Regions from separate parts of the Homo sapiens genome. Here region 2 is linked to region 1. A link is an interaction called in ENCODE POLR2A ChIA-PET data of the cell type or tissue named here. Cell type or tissue: Panc1. All regions are shown on one strand. Each heading gives the region's core, and the rest is flanking DNA. Links, peaks and the distances in the headings are about the cores only.

What was found. ChIA-PET counts read pairs that join two places held together with the same protein. Peaks named below come from ENCODE experiments on the same cell type or tissue, not always from the same donor. Only the 100,000 strongest peaks of a DNase experiment are listed, where the experiment ranks them.
Region 2: POLR2A ChIA-PET joins it to region 1 with 12 read pairs; 2 of 35 experiments call an interaction of 5 or more read pairs at or near these places.

The regions. Positions count from the first base shown.
Region 1 is chr15:56,460,375-56,470,588 of GRCh38, forward strand. MNS1 (meiosis specific nuclear structural 1) reads right to left here and starts at 4,763. Exons shown (of 10, transcript NM_018365.4): 1 at 4,596-4,763; 2 at 3,652-3,873. The coding sequence starts at 4,598. RefSeq lists a silencer at 4,693-4,942 and an enhancer at 8,266-8,315. In Panc1, for the core only: no CTCF peak of the experiment used is centred there; a DNase peak (open chromatin) is centred at 4,797; H3K4me3 peaks cover 1,765 bases; H3K27ac peaks cover 954 bases.
Region 2 is chr15:56,541,161-56,551,374 of GRCh38, forward strand. All of the region lies in intron 1 of LOC105370832 (a long non-coding RNA gene), which reads right to left. Among named protein-coding and RNA genes, the nearest start is that of MNS1, 81 kb to the left of the region's middle. In Panc1, for the core only: no CTCF peak of the experiment used is centred there; no DNase peak of the experiment used is centred there.

The sequences.
Region 1 (10,214 bases), core at 884-8,883:
CAGGACACATAGCCACATTCCTCTCAAGGCTAAAAACTAAGGATACATGACAACTAAATGCAATCTATGGTCCTCAAGTAGCAAAAACACATTAGTGGACAAACTGATGAAATCTGAATAAATCTCACAGTTAACAGTATTCCATGAAAGCTAAATTCTCCATTTTGATAACTTTTCCATGATTTTCATCTGTGTAAGATGTTAAGAAGTAGTCAGGTGAAGGGTATATGTGAATTCTCTACACTGTTTTTGCAACTCTCCTATAAATCTAAACTTATCTCAAAATAATAAGTTAAAAATATGCATATTTCCAAGATTTGTTCACTGAAAAAACCTGGAAGCAATGATAACCCAAGAATTATGAGTAAACCTAGCACCCAAGTTTTCTTGAAATATTATTTCCACTAAATGATAACAGCGCTTCCTGGCACAATGGCTGATTCCAGGTGTAGGACAAAAAATATAAGAGAGAAATTTTGTATTTGTCAGGGTTCTCCAGAGTAAGTGATTATGAAGGCAGGCAAGTTCTAAGATCTGCAAGGTGAGCTGGCAAGCTGAGGAACTAATGGTTTTGTTCTAGTTTGAGTCCTAAAGCCTGAGAACCAGCAGGCTCAAGACCCAGAAAGAGCCAATGTTTTAGTTTGAGTTCAATGACTAGAAAAAAAGGAAATGTCCCAGCTGAAAGGCAATCAGGCATGAAGAATTCTGTCTTATTCAAAAGAAGGTCAGTCTTTTTGTTCTATTCAGGCCTTCAACTGATCGGATGAGGCCCACCTATATTAGGGAGGGCAATGTGCTTTATACTCAGTCTATGGATTTAAATGCTAATCTCATCCAAAACAACCTCACAGAAACACCGAGAATGATGTTTTATCAAATACCTAGAAACCCCAAGGCCCAGTCAAGTTGACACATAAAATTATCACAAGCCTAGAACAGTTTGTTTTGACAAAAAGCAAGGAAGGTATCAAAGATTAAGGAAATATTGTCAAAAGGACACAGAGGGCCAGGTGCAGTGGCTGACACATGTAATCCCAGCACTTTGGGAGGCCGAGGCAGGCAGATCACTTGAAGTCAGGAGTTCAAGACCAGCCTGGCCAACATCGTGAAACCCCATCTCTACTAAAAATACAAAAATTAGCCTAGCATGGTGGTGCAGGCCTGTAATCTCAGCTACTTGGGAGGCTGAGGGAGAAGAATCTCTTGAACCCAGAAGGCGGAGGTTGCAGTGAGCCGAGATGGTGCGGCTGCACTCCAGCCTGGGAGACAGATGAAGACTCTGTCTCAAAAAAAAAAAAAAAAAAAAAACGACACAGAGGCAATATAAAAGGGCATCCATTGGCCAAGGATGAGATAATTTGAGCATCAAAAATAATAATAAATGCAATTAAGTACATAAATATCTATGAGTCCATAAAGGTATTTTTAAAAAGAGACAAAGTCAAAAACTAAATAAAACAAAAATTTAAAAACAACCACAACATAGGTAGACACCAATGGAAGAAAATAGGACACCAATTCCTTACTCTGAAAATTAACTGTCTCCTTTTTCAGTAAGAATAAATAACCCTAGTCAATAACAAAGTGTTTTTTTGTTGTTGTTTTTTTTTTTTTTTTTTTTTTTTTTTTTTTTTTTGTGGGGTGGGGGCAGGGGAACAGGGTATCTGTCATTCAGGCTGGAGTGCGGTGGCAAGATCATAGCTCACTGCAGCCTTGAACTCCTGGGCTCAAGAGATCCTTCCATCTTGGCCTCCCAAAGTGCTAGAATTATATGGGTGAGCAATTGTGCTGGCCCAAGGTGAAGTTCTTTACAGAGGAATTTCAGCTAATTAAATGTGAAAGGAATAAAAGAATCAGAAAATCAGTTTTTGTAACCACTAATGAAAGAAAAAATTCTTTTGTGAAACCACAGATGAAAGTTTGATGGGAACCTTTACAGTGGAGAAACCAGACTGTCTTCCTAAACCCACTGATCAATACTGGCATCACTAAAAGTGGAACAACCAGACCTCATGTGTTCCCTGTTGTGACACAATGACAAAGACAGCATCACCTATGGAGTATTCTTGCCAAAAAAGGTGGACCGCAATCTAATTGTGTCTTTATGGCTAGGTTCTATTTAGAGGAAATATAACAGATAGGGAAATAAATTAAAGGAACATGAGGAAGCAAACACGTATATTCAGAATGTGGGCTACTGGATAAAACAACTGGCTTAGTTTAGCAAGCTAAAAACATGAAGTCAAAAAAGAAAAACACGGTGAAGGAGGGGCTGTTTTCAATTAAGAGGGACTTAAACAGACATAACCACCAAATACACCGTATGAATGTTCCTTGGATCTTGGTTAAAACAAACCAACTGTAAAAGCAGATTTTTGACACAATCACAGAAATGTGTTTATGGAATGGGTGAGATAATAGTATTATGGTACTCCATGTAAGAAAACATCCATATTTTGTTAGATGTACACTTAACTATGTAGGAAAGAGTTGGTGTGATACCTGGGATATTCTTTCAAATTAAAGAGAAAATAATAAGAATAGGAAAAATATCCAACCCCTAAGATGTGCTTTCTCAGAGTTAAAAAAAAAAATCATATCTAAGCTTTTGAATTTGGAACACAGAAGGGTGGATATCATTTTTTAAATTTGCTTTTGTTATTCTCCACAAAATCCTCCAAAATGTTTAACATACAGCAGCTACTCAAAAACTACTGACATATCAGAATACCTTTTATATATTTATGAGAATTCACTTCTATCATGTCTCAATTCTTATTAGTTTCCCTTTTCTACCACCTTAATCCCTTAAAATGTTGAGATATACCTAAGGGTTCATTTTCTACCACTTAATAATGTATACATTAATTTCAGTAAATTTTTTAAAGGCACCCCTAAATTTTTGTTTTTAGAAATTTATGAAAGGCAACACAATTGTACTTACATGAACAAAACTGGTAGTAATTACAGAGTTCATATTTATGTTAAAAAAAAATCTGAGTGCTTATTCTGTACCAGGCACTATTCCAAGAGTCTTGCATGTATTAACTCATTATTAAAACAATCCTAAGTAGGAGGTACTATTCTTATTCCCCATTTTATAGAAAAAGCATAAAAAATAAAAGCAGGCTGGGCGCGGTGGCTCACCCCTATAATCCCAGCACTTTGGGAGGCCGAGGCGGGCGGATCACGAGGTTAGGAGTTCGAGATCAGCCTGGTCAATATGGTGAAACCCCGTCTCTACTAAAAATTAAAAAATTAGCCAGGCGTGGTGTTGCGCGCCTATAGTCCCAGCTATTCAGGAGGCTGAGGCAGAAGAATCGCTTGAACCCCGGAGGCAGAGGTTGCAGTGAGCCAAGATCGTGCCACTGCACTGCAACCTGGGCGACAGAGCAAGACTCCATCCAAAAAAAAAAAAAAGTAAAAGCAACTTACTCAAGGGTCCGTAGCTAAGGTATAGCAGTAGTAGGATTCAAAGACAGGCCGGCTCCAGAAACCCAGGTCTTTACGATTACACCGAGCTGAGGCACAATCAGGCATCACTTACCTGCTGCTGTTGTTTATCTACTCATTTCCAGCATTAACAGCTGACTTTCATCGTTTCCAAGGTGCAAAATGAAAAAAAAAGTAACAATGAATAGTAAAACTTACCTTTTGAATGGCCTCTTCCATATCCAACTCAAATTGTTCATTTTGTAATAATCTGAGAAATTGCTTGCGCTGAACACGGTTATCATTTTCATTCTGCACCATTTGATTCCTGATTTGACTGTTGACGTTTTTTAGAGCTTGGACATGTAATTTTTTGCAGTAGTTTTCATCTACTAATTTCTGATGCCTTTCACTACAGCTCAAATTTCTCCTTTTGGAACCCTACGATGGAAGAAAAAAAAAGATGCATATTTTGATATTCCAAAATCTAATTTTAAAAAATGTATTGATATAAACCTTAGTAAGAAAGGATACGAAGAGCCTGGCTTCCTTCCTAAATTCAAAGGAGTATACCGAATAAAAAGTAAACGTGGTAAATATGTTCACATATCGATTAAATAGGTACTGTTATTATTACCTATTTTATAGATGAAACATGAAAAGTAACTTTACCCAAGGTTCTGCAGCTAATAAATAGCTGTGCTAGGATTAATCGCACCCTACAGACCCAGATCTTTACTACCACCAGGGAATTTCTCCTCCCCTCATTCCACCCACCACCACCACCACCACGACTACCACCACAGGGCCATAAAGTGCTGTTCAGAAGCTGGTCAGATTTTCCTAACATAAATGTAATAGGTCAATTCGCCGCTATTTATCAATTCGCTTTCTCCTACACTTTTATATCTACTTATTTCTTCAGAGGTTCTATTGGGCAGATTTAAAGATGTATTTAATACACTATGCGAAAAGTGCCAAAAAAGCTGGAAACCACCGCGAGCGTCCCTTCTAATAGCACCTGAAGCCTCCGAAAGCAAATACAAGTTCCCCAATTAATGACCAGATTAAGCACTTAAAATCCTTTTTTAGAAGCAGATGAGCGCCAAACTAGAATTAAATCAACAATAAACAAGTAGTTTCAAGTCCCCCAACTGGCTCACCATCTTGGCTGACGAAAAATACCCCCTCTCGTGGGACCGCGGCCACCACCTCCCGCCGCAAACGCAGCAGCCAGCAGCCCCAAGGAGCGCACCTGGCTGCGCGCGCTCGGGTGTTTACGCGGCGTCTTGGCAACGGTGGAGCTGCGCGCCCTCCGCTCGACCAAAAGTGACCCACGCAGAACGTGGCCTCCCATTGGACGCGATAAGATACAATCGGCATTGAGCTTCTTAGGACCAGGGCAGGAGGGCTACTTCTATAGGTCTAAACTAGAAAAGCGGGAAGTTCAGACTGTGGCCTGACCCAAGCACTTTGCAGTGGGCTAGGGAAGCTCGATTTCCCTCCAGCGGCCGAACTGTGGTTTCAGTGGGTTTGGGAGCCAAGTTCGGGACTGTGGAGACTGCGCACAGAGAAATACGCAAACTACTGCCTAATGCATGGAGCCGAAGGAAATTTCCACGCATGGAGCATCCCGCACACTAAGTGCCTAGTCAGCCAGGTCTCTGCTAGGGACGATGACTGGTTTAATCCTCAGCAATGGGAGTCCAGGTCGCTGTCCCCTTTGCTGGGTTGTGAGGCACTGAGGGTAGCACGAGCTTCCAGCAGCCTTCACTTCACCCCCCCGCCCCCCCCCCCCCCCCGCAGAAGCTGCTGGTAAATTTTGGGACTAAAATCTATGAGCCACATGAATCTTACTCTGCTATGTGGTCCAGGTACCAAGAGAGAGCACGTTACATGATGGCAGGATGTTGATCTGGTTCATTCCATAGGCAGGTTAGACACTAAAGTCCATTTTAAATGGGAAGTTTAAGAATGATAATGGATCAGAGAAATTAGATATACTGATTTTAGAAATGATACATTCAGAGAAATCTTGTCAACACTAAAATATTTGTATAAGGTGATTAGTGGTATAACTTTGTGTTATTCTAATTTGGAGTCCGTCTTCTGTAGCAATATGTCTGCTTAAAGATTAATAACAAATGGGACTTGCAGTTTCAGTGCTGACGTGTAAAAGCTTGGAAGTTGTCACCCCATCCTTACAACCAGATCAAAACAACTAAAAATCAGCGACTTCTCTTGGTTCCATCATACAACTGAGGTCGCTCGTCTCTCTGTCCTTTGGTCATTTATCCCGTGGTTGCATATCTATGTTGTCTCTAGTACTCCACTCATTGCCATCACTGTTTGAGAGAAATGGAGAGAAGGCGTAAACCTGCCCTCTGGGTGTTCTGTGTAAATTGATCTGGAATGGAGCAAAGCAGGCAGCCTGCTATAAATTTCTCTTCTTGGCATATCCATCTCCGCAAAGGGTTGGGCACTGTATAGAAGAGACAGGAGACAGGCATGGGTTCAGGGTTGAACAGGGTATAACACATTCAATAGAGTGTGGGGTTTAATTTGTTAATTCCTAATAGTGAAATAGTGACATTGCAAAGTATTTCAGCAAACATGTATGTTTTTTACTGTTTACTTCTCGAAATGAAGACTTTCGTCTCTAAAGGGAACTTCAGTTATAATTCCTCATTTCCAGTATACCCTTGGATATGGTAGAAGGATTCATATAATTTCATAGGTAATCTGAGAAAAAGATTTTTGGCCAGAATATTGACCTAAATCCAAGACAAATTTAATCAATTGTAACAATTAGCTGATTTTAACCTTTAAAAAATTATCCTAACAATTACTACATTTTTAATAGACTTTGCTCCTTTTTCGAAGCAGTTTTAGGTTTACAGAAAAATTGACAGAATACAGAGAATTCCCCGTCTCACCTCTCCTCCCCACCGCACCCATACAATTTCCCCTATTTTTAGCATTACATATTAGTGTAGTACATTTGTTACACTTGACGAACCAATATTAATATGATTAAGTTCGTAATTGACATTAGGGTTCACTCTTTGTTTTGTACAGGTCTATGAGGATTTGTTTTGTTTTTTTTCTGAGATGAAGTCTGGCTATGTTGCCCAGTCTGTAGTGCAGTGACATGATCTCGGCTCACTGCAACCTCTACCTCCCAGGTTCAAGCGATTCTCCTGCCTCAGCCTCCCAAGTAGCTGAGACTACAAGCAAATTTTTGTATTTTTAGTGGAGACGGAGTTTCACCAGTTTGGCCAGGCTGGTCTTGAACTCCTGACCTCAAGTCATACACCCACCTTGGCCTCCCAAAGTGCTGGGAGTATAGGCATGAGCCACTGCTCCCAGGTGGGTTTTGAGAAATACATAATGTCATGTATCTGGCCAGGAGTGGTGGCTTGCACCTGTAATCCCAGTTACTTGGGAGACTGAGGCAAGAAGGTTGCTTGAGGTCAGAAAATTGAGACATATTGTCATATATCTATTATTACAGTATCATACAGAATAGTTTCACTGCCTAAAAAGTCTCTGTGTTCTACCTATTCATTTCTCCCTCACTCCTTCCTCCCAAACCCCTGGGAACCACTAATCTTTCTATTGTTTCTATAGATTTGCCTTTTCCAGAATGTCGTATCTTTGGAATCATACAGTATGTAGCCTTTTCAGACCGGCATCTTTCCCTTAGCAAAACTCATTTAAAGGTTCCTGCAAATCTTTATGTGACTTGATAGCTCATTTATTTTTATCACTAAATAACATTCCATTGCATGTCATTATTAAAAAACAATTATTACATTTAAATATTATTTCTAGTAATAAATTATTACTATCATAAATGATACTTCATTGTTAAGGGAGGACTTATGCCTTCCCAACATTACAAGGAAGTCTTCTCGTTCATTTCCCTCTAGAAAACAACTTTTTACCTACAAGTCTAGACTAAAATGTCTAGAGTACTGAGGGGAAGGAGCTTTTCCTTATAATGGATGATGAATTATACTGATTAATGTCCCCCAGTAGTTACAATATAACAGGGTTGAACTTAACAGAGTTGCTGATCTGAAATAAAGCATGTTAATAGATGTGCACTGTTAAGTGTAGCTATACAGTAAAAATTATTTACGAAATGGTATTGCTTTATAAAATAAAGCAATTAGAACAAAACAATTTTTCTTTCGTTCAGAAAAATGCCCAAATCTAATCTAATTTGCTGCAGCTGGACACCACCTGCAGATGACTGTTGAAATACTCTGAACATTACACACTTATCTTTTAAATATTGATAATGCCATTCTTCATTTTCTCGACATGAAATCCCAGAGGGAACAATTATGCTAATAAACCTTAATGATTCTTGCAAATAAGTGATCAAACCAAATTGCTGCTGTTGATTTATATTAATGGATGCCTTTAGGATGAGATTTGCTAGTATGGTGCTGCCTCTTGAATCTCAATTCATCTTATTTAGCTGAAGAGGGTACATAGTTTGTTAAATAGATGAAGTGTTTAAAATATAATGTGCTTGTGCAGTTTCTGCACTTCATAATGTTCAAGTATTACCATCTTGCCTTGTGGCAAATCTGCATTTAATGGTTTCATTGTATATAACTTCCTTTAGTACTTTTTCTGTCTGTCATATGCAGTTAGGAAGTGACTACTTTCTGGTTGATGCAGAATAGGCTAACTTCCATATATTGAATTTGATTGTTTCATTAAGACAAGAAAATCTGTTTCTGGATATTTTAGCCACCATAATCTGGGAATCATATGGACTGTGTGATGATGTGATCAAGTGCTAAATAATTGTTAGGGGTAAAGAGACATGAAGAAATGGTTGGTGAGCTCACTGAAACCCAGGCTTAGTGGATGTCTTTCGTTCCTCGTCTCTCACTTTCACTTTTGCTCTTGCATCTTCACTATGTCTACAGGAATAGGAGATTGCTGACTTCATGAATTCTAGCATAACACTGAGAAAGAACTACAGAATTGTAATATATTGATTTCTAGGGTTGAGAACACTACACAGAAAGAATGCTTATTCATTGTAGATATGAATAAAAATTTACCTGGGTAATTTTATTGAAAAGCCACTATTTGTAAATGAGTAGTAAAATAGAAGACTGGCATCTACATATTATGTATATAGGAATGGAATACAGAATTTGTGATGTCAAATAACTTGTGATGTCATTAGGAATTTGTTATATGATGCACAGAGACTGTAATTTGGCTAGCGGTGAAGTAAAGATGACCATATTAAATTCATCATGAAGAGTGGAGGAATCCCCTTCTGAATTATATAAGCTCTTATTGGTAAAAAGAAAAGTATACATATATACCTATATTTATATAGAGATATATACATGTGTAAACTATGTTTATATGGATTTTTTTCATTTCTTAACTTTAAAAAGGTACCAAATTTGATGACATTTGATATATTTATGGCAATTTTTCTAGTGAAAACTTAACCAGACCAAAAATTTTAAACGACTAAAGGCACGATTTTATTTATTGCAAAATTTTCTAATTTAGCAAAAAAACAAAAACAAAACACCACAAAAATGGGTGATCTAAACATGCAGTGTTTAGGGAATGGCTAATTAAATTGTGGCATATCAGCTATGTACCTAGAGAAGTGTGTCTGGAGGGCCAGAGGGGCCAGCCCAGAAGAGGCAAACTGTGGAAAACCTGAGCAGCAGCATCTTGGGAAAGGAGAATAACTGGGCACTCAGAAGCTGGGCACTGACTCTAAGGTCCTAGGGAAAAAGAGGAACACAGCTGCCCTCCATGGGGAACAGCAGATAAAGAATGTGGTCACCAAGGAGGGAGAGCCAAAGAGGCTAAGCTTGCTGTGAGCACAGGAAGTAAGGCAGAGGCCCAGGGCTGTCTACATTGTCCTTGGACCCTGCTTGGACTGTTGGACTGCTGACAGATGTCTGGGAGGGAGGGAGAGAGACAGAGAAAGAGAAAGAGACACTGAATCAATTAACTGAAAGACCAAACAGGTAAGAACAGTCTAGCAGTTCTGTAACAACCTTGCCTTCATAATAGACGACAAAGCGCGTAAGGAAATGTAGTGGAAAACACTTGATTAATATTAGAAAACATTATCCTGCTACCTTATCATTTATTGATTTATTGAGTGCCTCTTACGTGCCAATCACTTCACATGTAATTGTCTTTACTTAGTAAAACAACCCCATTCACTTTATAGATGAAGAAAACAAGATTCAAAGGAAAGAATTAACTAGGCAAGCTCGTAGAAAGGGGTAATCATGGGACAGAGATTTGTACGAAGTCTGTCTCCTAGCTCATTTTTCATGAATCCAGCATTTTTCAAACTATGGATCACAAACAGTATTTAAAAAGAAATGGAATAGAATAGCCCAGAAAATATAGAGTGCATCAAATCTAGTTAACTAGGTATTGTTTTGTGACACTTTTTAGTTCTAGATAGATGATTGATTGACCTATCAATAGATAGATAGAATGTATATATTGGGTCACGATGTAAAATATGTATCTTACTAAGGGTGAAGGTCAGAAAGTTTTGAAAATGAGTTAGACCATATTGCCTCTCTTTCTCAATCTTAGGAAGATACCTCTTTGAATTATAGCAAAGTTCACATTTTAAGAATTTTTCCCACAATGTCAATGGCATCACTCCACTCCAAATAATTTTTTCAAAGAATCACTGAATCAGACATATTTGAAGTATTTTCAACTAATTGTACCAATCCTTCCAATAATTATAGAGT
Region 2 (10,214 bases), core at 1,463-9,462, 81 kb after region 1:
ACTCAGGGTTAAATGGAATAAGGGCGGTACAAGATGTGCTTTGTCAAACAGATGCTTGAAGGCAGCATGCTCGTTAAGAGTCATCACCACTCCCTAATCTCAAGTACCCAGGGACACAAAAATTGCGGAAGGCCGCAGGGACCTCTGCCTAGGAAAACCAGAGACCTTTGTTCATGTGTTTATCTGCTGACTTTCTCTCCACTATTATCCTATGACCCTGCCACATCCCCCACTCTAAGAAACACCCAAGAATGATAAATTTTAAATATTTATTTTTCCTCTTTTAAAAAAGATCAAAAATGTTCACTCTGATGGTAGTTTCTTCTGCTGTGCAGAAGCTCTGCACAGCAGAAGAAACTACCATCAGAGTGAACAGGCAACCTACAGAATGGGAGAAAATTTTTGCAACCTACTCATCTGACAAAGGGCTAATATCCAGAATCTACAAAGAACTCAAACAAATTTACAAGAAAAAAAAACAAACAACCCCATCAAAAAGTGGGTGAAGGATATGAACAGACACTTCTCAAAAGAAGACATTTATGCAGCCAAAAAACACATTAAAAAGTGCTCATCATCACTGGCCATCAGAGAAATGCAAATCAAAACCACAATGAGATACCATCTCACACCAGTTAGAATGGCAATCATTAAAAAGTCAGGAAACAACAGGTGCTGGAGAGGATGTGGAGAAACAGGAACACTTTTACACTGTTGGTGGGACTATAAACTAGTTAAACCATTGTGGAAGTCAGTGTGGCGATTCCTCAGGGATCTAGAACTAGAAATACCATTTGACCCAGCCATCCCATTACTGGGTATATACCCAAAGGATTATAAATCATGCTGCTATAAAGACACATGCACACGTATGTTTATTGCAGCACTATTCACAATAGCAAAGACTTGGAACCAACCCAAATGTCCGACAATGATAGACTGGATTAAGAAAATGTGGCACACATACACCATGGAATACTATGCAGCCATAAAAAAGGATGAGTTCATGTCCTTTTTAGGCACATGGATGAAGCTGGAAACCATCATTCTCAGCAAACTATCGCAAGGACAGAAAACCAAACACCACATGTTCTCACTCATAGGTGGGAATTGAACGATGAGAACACATGGACACAGGAAGGGGAACATAACACACCGGGGCCTGTTGTGGGGTGGGAGGAGGGGGGAGGGATAGCATTAGGAGATATACCTAATGCTAAATAATGAGTTAATGGGTGTAGCACACCGACATGGCACATATATACATATGTAACAAACCTGCACATTGTGCACATGTACCCTAAAACTTAAAGTATAATAATAATAAAATTAAAAAAATAATAATTTAATAACATGATTTGAACTTAAAAAAAGATCAAAAATGTAAAAAATACAAAAAGAAAATTTATTACCTAATCCCATAAACCAGACCTAAACATTGCTAATGATCTTGTTTCATATATATATATATCTACTTATCTATATCTATATCCATATCCATGCTGCAAAAATCTCCATACAAATTTGTTTTTAAAAATCTTTAAGCAACCCAAATTGTCCTGGCTATGTTTATTAAGTTTGGCACATGATCTCCTTGTCAAAATGATTTTTTAGTTTTCTTTAAATAATGTGACAATGTACTTACAGTAGTTGATTAATACATCTCTTATTCATAATTAAACTAGGATTATTTGACTTAATGGCTTTAATTTTGATAAAAGTGCAACATCGATGCAGGTTTATAATAAATGCAAATTCTACTATTAGAAAGTACTTAACAAGAGTCCATTCTTGCCATTCATACTATTTATTTTTGAAGCATTTATACCTTAACTGACTCAGATTCATCAGTGATTCAGAAAGCAGCAAATTGTGTCCTTTATTGTCTCTTCAAGTTCTCTTCTCTCTCTCTCGTGGCTCTTTTATTGACAACCTACTGATGAGAATGGTGCACCTGAGCTACCTTCATTCTCTGATCCCCCTTTAACCCTGCACACTCGGGATTCCTCTCACACTTCTCTACTGGTACTAGGCTCTTGTATTTGCTAGGTAGAGGCTCAGCTAATTCTAATGGGGACCTTCAAATAATATCTAGAGCTCATATGGTAATCTGTAACATTAGGGACCCAGGTTCCTTCTACTCATCGTTTCATCCCTGTCCACATGATCTAAATGGCTCCTCACCATTTCCCAAGAGGCTCCTCACCATTTCCATGATCTAAATGGCTCCTCACCATTTCCCAAGAGGGAAAGGAAAGAGGAGGGCATCCCATCCCTATAATACAGCTGTCATTCATTTGTCCATAAGCTGTGATCATCAGATATATTGCTTCATTGTTATTTTGAACAATGTATTATATCCGTTAATATGAAAAATAAAATATTTTATGTTACTTACACTTCTTTCCTGATGCTCCCTGTTGCTTATGCAGACCCAAGTTTCTGACCTACACCATTTTCCTCCTCTCTGAAGAACTTCTTGTAATCCTTCTTTGCAAGGTAGGTCTACATCAATTCTTTTTTCTGATAAAGTCTTTATTTTTCCTTCACTTTTGGAGGATAATTTCACTGGGTACAAACTTCTAGGTAGATTTTTTTTTCCTTTCAATTCTTTAAATATTTCACCACATGCTTTTCTTGCTTGCATGGTTTCTGAAAAGAAATCCAATGTCATTTTTATTTTTGTTCCTCTGTAGGTAAAGTGTATTTCCCTCCCCTGGCTTCTTTCTAGATTTTCTCTTTGTCTTTAGTTTTCTGCAGTTTGATTATTATGTGGAGGTGTGCATTTTTGGTATTTACCCTACTCAGTGTTATCCTAGCTTTCTAGATCTGTGGTTTTGAAAATGTTGAAAAATTTTCAGCCATCATTACTTCAAATATTTCTTCTGTTCCTTTCTCTTTCTTCTCCTTTTGGCAACCCTGTTACATATAGTTACACCCTTTGTAATTGTCTTATAGTTCTTGGGTATTCTGTTCCATTTTTAAAAATTCTTTTTTCTCTTTGCTTTTTGGTTTAGAAAATTTTTATTGACATATCTTCAGGCTCAATGATTCTTTCCTCTACTGTATCTAGTCTACTGGCACTCTTCATTTCTGTTACAAGTGGTTTCTTTCCTGGCATTTCCTTTTATTCTTTCTTAGCATTTCCAACTCTCTGCTTATATAACTCATCCATTCTTTCTTGTTGTCCACTTTTTCATTAGACCTCTTAGCACCTTAGCATATTAATCATGGTTATTTTTAATGTTCTGATACTTTCAAAATCTACTGTGTCTGAATATGGTTTGCTTGTCTCTTCAGACTATGGGGGTTTTTTTGTTTGTTTTTTGCCTTTAGCATGCTTTGTAACTTTTTGTTGAAAGCCAAACATACTGTATCAAGTAAATGGTACTGTGGTAAACAGACCTTTCATGTGAGGCTTTATGTTTATCTGATTAGTATATAGACTGTGTTTACTATTGCTATTGTAGTAGGTGTGAAAGAATAAAATTTCCCCTAGTGTCCTTGTTTTTCTCTGTTGTCTTCGGGTTTCCCTAGAGACTCCTTCTCAAATAGTGTCTGAGTCTTATAGTTTCTTTCTCCCACATCAAAGCCTTGAGGAGGCTGAAGTTGGGTATTTTCCTTCTCCAGAGTCAGTTAGAGTCTAGTAAAACTCAAACAAGCTAGATACTATTAAAATAGATCCCTTGAGAACAAGCCTTTGTTAAGGAGAACAGAATGCTCTATGTGTATTTCAAAATGATTATTCCCCGTCTTTATCTCCCCTACCAGAGCATGAGGGGATTTTTCTCTGTTCTTTACCCTGAAAACCTTATGGGACTCCTAGAGGTAAAACTGATGATCCCTAAAGCTGGATCTCCAGGAAGTGTTCTCTCAAACTAGTCCAAGGCTCAATATCCAACAGTTAGTCCATTATCTATAGTATTGTCTCCAGTAGCAACTTCTGTTCCCAGTATGCTGTGATACTCTGTATTTACCTGTCTCTGCCATTTCAGGGGCAGCAGTTTGCCCTGTGGCCTCAATTACCTGATGGATCTAAGAAGAGCTGTTGATTTTCAATTTGTTCAGCTTTCTTCTTATTGTGAGGATGGAAGTGATAACTTCCAAGCTTTACACATGTTGGACCAGAAACCAAAAATCTTGAGCATTTTTCACATGCTTATTAGTCATTTGTATGTCTTCTTTGATAAAATATCTATTAAAATCATTTAGTCATTTTGTGTTGTGTTGTCTTTTTTTTTTTTTTTCAGATGGAGTTTCACTCTGTTGCCCAGGCTGGATTGCAGTGGCGTGATCTTGGCTCACTGCCGCCTCTGCCTCCCAGGTTCAAGAGATTCTCCTGCCTAAGCCTCCCCAAGTAGCTGTGACTATAAGTGTGTGCCACCATGCCCGGCTAATTTTTTTTTGTATTTTTAGTAGAGATGGGGTTTCACCATGTTGGCCAGGCTGGTCTCGAACGCCTGACCTCAGGGGACCCGCCCACCTCAGCCTCCCAAAGTGCTGGGATTACAGACGTGAGCCACCATGCCCAGTGTGTTGTCTTATTGAGTTGTAGGTTTTCTTTATATATTCTGAATATGTGTCAATTTTTAGATACATCATTTGCATGTATTTTTCCCAGCCTGTGGTTTGTCTTACCATTTTTAAAAAGGAAAAGTTTTTAATAGTGGTGAAGTCCAAGTTATTATTTTAAAAATGGATTGTGCTTTTAGTGTCATATCTAATGAATATTTGACTAACCTAAGGTTACAAAATTTTTTACCTATGTTTTCCTCTAAAAGTTTATAGTTGTAGTTTTACACCTAGGTCTATGTTTCATTTAGAGCTAATTTTTGTCTATTGTGTGAGGTAAGGGCCTATGTTCCTTTAGATAAATTGATAGATACATACATAGATGTAATTATTCCAGCTTTTTTTTAAAAAAAAAAAAAAGATTGTTCTTCCCCTACATTGAATTGCTTTGGAATCTTTGTCAAAAATCAACTGACCATATATATATATGTGCATTTATTTCTGAATTCTGTTGTTTTCACATTAATTTATATATCTATCTTTATGCCAAAGCCACACTGTGTTAATTTCTGGAATTTTATAGTAAGTTTTGAAACCAGGTAGTGTAGTCCTCCAGTCTTTTTCTTTGGAATTCTTTTAAACTATTTTAGGTGTTTTTTAATCTAGATTTTAATCTAAATTTTAGGATATGTCTGTCAACATCTACAGAAAACCTACTGGGATTTTGATAAGAATTTTATAGACTTGATTGTTTAATTTGGGGAGTACTGTCATCTTAATATTAACTCTTTCAATCCACGAACACATATATCGCTATTTATTTAGGTCTTTAATTTCTCTCAATAATGTTTTATAGTTTTTAGTATAAAGGTCTTATCCTTGTTTCATTAACTTTATTCCTAAGTATTTTATTCTTTTGAATATTACTACTGTGAAACAATACGTTTTATTAATTTTATTATTGGATTGCTATATTAATCTTGTATTCTGTGACCTTGCTAACCTTACTTCTTAGTTCTTGTAAGTATCTTTGCTTTGCTTTGTTTTTAACTAGATTCCCTGGAGCTCTTGCAGGGTGGAGGGGAAGGAGAATCAGCATTCTCCCTGGGAGAAAGTCCCTATCTATCCCATATCAGCCATACCAGCTCTAGCTTATCTTTTGCATATGTTGAAAAATATCTTAAAAACAGTTTGAATACAAATAATCTACCTTACTCTCCTTTTATTTTGCAAGTGAGGAAACTAGCTGATCGTCAAATCCCTGAGTAAATTTGATGTGTAGTTTAAAATAAAGTGTAAAATTACAAAGGCAAAAACAGGTATGACATGGATATACAACAGAAGTAAGTGAATCAGTAAAATGGCAGTCTTGTTCCTAATGAAACATTCTATTCTGTCATTATAAATATTTATTCACAGATACAACTATTCAGCTTTATGCAAATATCATAGAGGAAAAATATGTAGATTTGTCGTTTTTCTTATCTCAAATTGGAGCTGCATTTGAAAAGGTTAAAAGGCTGTATAATTACACTGTTATTAAATGTCACATGGATCAATATCATTCAGGTTAGGCCAGGTGGTCGTGTAACTCAAGTGTTAGTTATTTGCAAACCTGCTCATGAGTGGCCCCTAAGGTTATTATTAGTGAGGTACCAGCTCTTCTCTTGACTTCATTGCTGTTAGTGTCAGCAAACCAGTGAACCTCTGCCATGTCTTTCCTGTTTATTCATAGAATGTAGTATTAGAACGTTCTTGCTTTTCATGTATGATTGTTTCTACCTTTGAGTATATATCTCATGTAACATTTTAATAATCCTTTTAATATGCATAGCTCATTTAAAATGTATACTAGCCAGCTTGTTATTAATTCTCTTTGGCAGAGATAAGTTAGCTGAATACTAAAAAGCAGAGAAAGAAAGCCACCAGGACTCTCAATTATTAATAGGAGTTATACCCAGGGACTTTTTGACACTGGATACAGGTAGTGAAAGGTCTTATTTTAAAATGGCAAAAGACTGACAGCAAAAGTGCTCTGAAAAATCTCAAGCGAAATGATGGAAACAAGAACAGAGAATAATGTATATATTTTTAAAAGATTTAGAGAAGTCTGACACTTAATCTTGGAAGAAAAACTAATCCAAGTTTTTCACAGTAATTAGAAACCATTGAATTTTTGTCACTTACCTAACCATGTTTATATATTGTAGCGATTGTCTTTAATAGAATAAGAACAGCACAAAATTGTGGCTTATTATAAAGCATAAGGTGATGGTTACTTTTTAAAATCTACATTTTTTATTGTCTGGTATCTCAGGAGGGTGTCAAGGAGCAGCTGAAAGGGACAAATGGGGTATTATTATATAAGATACTAGAAATTTTAATATAGCATTAATATTTTGACTTAGGAAAAAGTTTATAATTGGGTATTTGTGTGCCTGACAAAATATACAACTACTGCCCTCCACTGTATCCTAAAACAGAAAACTTAGACTCCGAGTTCCAAATTAAGTTTTATACATATATTGCTAATACAAAGGATCACAACATATCATAAATTACAAATGTAGCACATTTGGAATAGAAATATAACTAACATTTTAAATTGTCTGCGCAAAATAATTTCACTAGTCACTTTAGAGCTTGGAAGCATTTTGGTGTAGCATTTGGTGTCTCAAGGATCATTTAAAATCTATTAAGATCACGTGCATGGATGCGTTCCTTTTCTTTTGATCGATTTCCCTGCAGCAACAAAAGGCATTCAAGATAGTTACCTTGATCCCAAAGCTGTGTATATAATTTATTTATTTTTGGTGACCGTAGTATTTTTCTTCTTAAGAAGCATGTTTGTAAAGTGTCTATCACCTTTCTGTATCTGTCACGGGGAGAGGGCCACTGCCAAGCATCCTGCCTTAGAATGGGGCTGTCTCTGCAAAGCATCATGCTTCGTGTCAGGAAGGTCAGGTATCTGGGGTCAAATCTTGGCTCTGTTCTTTACTAACATGTGAAGTTTAACCTCCCCTAAACTTAGTTTCATTATCCGTTCACTAGGATAGCAACACCAACCTGGAATTGTTATGAGGGTTAAAATGACTGTATTTAAACATAAGACCCGGCTGGGCATGGTGGCTCATGCCTGTAATCCCAGCACTTTGGGAGGCTGAGGTGGGCAGATCACCTGAGGTTAGGAGTTCCAGACCAGCCTGGCCAATATGGTGAAACCCCATCTCTACTAAAAATACAAAAGTTAGCCTGGCAGGGTGGCGGGTGCCTGTAATCCCAGCTGCTCTGGAGGCTGAGGCAGGAGAATCACTTGAACCTGGGAGTCGGAGGCTGCAGTCAGCCGAGATGGCACCACTGCATTCCAGCCTAGGTGATAGAACGAGACTCCATCTCAAAAAATAAAATAAAATAAAAAACATAAGATCCAGCTCCTAATAAGCACTAATAAATGGTAGCTATGTAATAACAATGCTTCACTCACTACTATTTCAGGACCAGGAGATAATATCTTTGATGAAAAGAGTGAGGAAATAATGATAATCTTCAGCTCTCTTTTTTCCTTGCCTGTTGTCCTCTGTGTATCTCTCCACTGTGACCAGTAGTAGCAAGGAGTGGAGGTGGCTCAGGAAAGTTGGGCAGAGCCACAGCCAGGCTCCAGGACTACCTCAGTGTTGGTTTCAGGATTTCGGTGAACAGGGCAACATGGGTCATTGAGTTAATGTGAAGGCAAGCTCATCAGGATGGTAAAGCAGACAAAGTTTGAAGGAGAAACTTCAGTTTGGAGTGTAGATTATGCGTTGGGCTAGAGTCCTCTGTGTTGCATTTCTGAAGGAGTCTGAGAAAAGCAATATGTGACAAGATGGGCTATAGGTCCAGAATTCTTTTTTTTCCAACCATTTTAATGATGAACGGTTAAGATAAGCTGATGTATTTCTTTCATATATATATATATATATATATAACATAGCACATGTATACATAGGTCCAGAATTCTAAACTTAGATGACCCTCATACGTATTAAATTAGTAAAGGCAATTTAAAAATTCTAAAACCATGTATGTGGGGCAATGGGGATGTCGGTTGACTCATCCCCTGCTAGTGACATTGCAAATGAGTAATCTTTCAGGACAGCAAATTGAGTAAGATTTAGAGAAAAACATCACAAAACCAATCATATTGTTCAAGACTTTCTGAAGTAAGTAAAAATTGCATTCCTCTGTAATTTTGAAGGACCCTAGAGTAGCTCACACCATTGAAGACTGAGCTGTTGACCATCTAAGGCCTGCATCCTATATCTCAAGATCCAAGAGAAACAGAGGACTGAATCTTTCCCTCTCCAACATGGACACTGATTGGACAGACTCAGGTCACATGTCCTTCCCCCAACACTGACAAATCAGTCATTTCCCAGAGGAATACAGGAGAATGAGGAGCCCATCCAGTGAAGGTGAGCACTATAAATGACCACTCCCTGGACCACACTCCTCCTTGTGCATTTCCTGAAGAAAAGGGAGGTGAACAAGAAGACAGGAAATGGGAAAACATCCTAGACAAAATAAAATAGCCACCACGATCCAATATTTTCATCATGCTCTTTCTGATAATAATATTCCTGAGAATATATCCCAAGAAGTAAGTTGAAATGGGGGAAGAGAGGGTTTGTATGATTACTGTGCCAACATATTATAGCTGTGTATGTCTGAACATTAAAAAAACTAACTGAAAATGCTCCAAATGATCAAATGCCAAGGAATGGCTAAATATACTCTGGCAGTTTGCAATAATAAGCCAGTTTAACCTACTCAATTTTTTATTTTTTTAAATGACAAGTAATAATTGTACATATTTGTAGGTACATTGTGATGTTTCAATGATATAATATATAGAGATCAGATTAGGGTAATTACCATATTCATATCTCAAACATTTATCACTTCTTTGTGTTGGGAATATTCAATATTCTCCTTCTAGATATTTTAAACTATATAATATATTATTGTGTGCTACAGTCATCTTATGGTGGTACGGAACACCGGAATTTATTCCTCCTATGTAGCTGTAATTGAGAGTGTACTTTGTTCAACAGTAACATAGTAGGAACATAAGGATGGATAAAACATGGACTCTGTCCTTAAATGGTCACCCTGTGGCATTACTGATCACAGCAATGGATATTTTTGAGCACTCACCAGTTGATAGGCAATGTGCCAAGTTGATACATTCAATCGTCTGAACAATATTCTGAGAGAAGCACTTTAGTTATATCCATTTTATAGATGACAAAACTGATTTTAACTTCCCTAAAGTCACATGCTTAATAATTAATGGAAATGGGACTCCATCCCAGGCCTTCTAACTCTAAAGTTTCTAACTTCAAAGGTAACACTGTAATAGAGATTTAAAACAAAATTCTGTGGAAATACCAAAGAGATAATTCTTTCTAACATTTTTTTGAGTTGTAATTTGACAAGCAATGAGCTGCACATGTTTAAGGCATAGCATTTGATAAGCATTGAAATGCAGCTGTGAAGCCATCTGACCATCTATGACTACAGATTAATGTGCATTTCTAGAATTTTAAGTTTGTCTGAAGTTTGTCAGATTAATTATATTGAGATCCAACCATAATGCTGCATGTATCAAAAGTTTATTTTATTTTATTGCTGGGTAATATTCCATTGTTTGGATATACCACGAT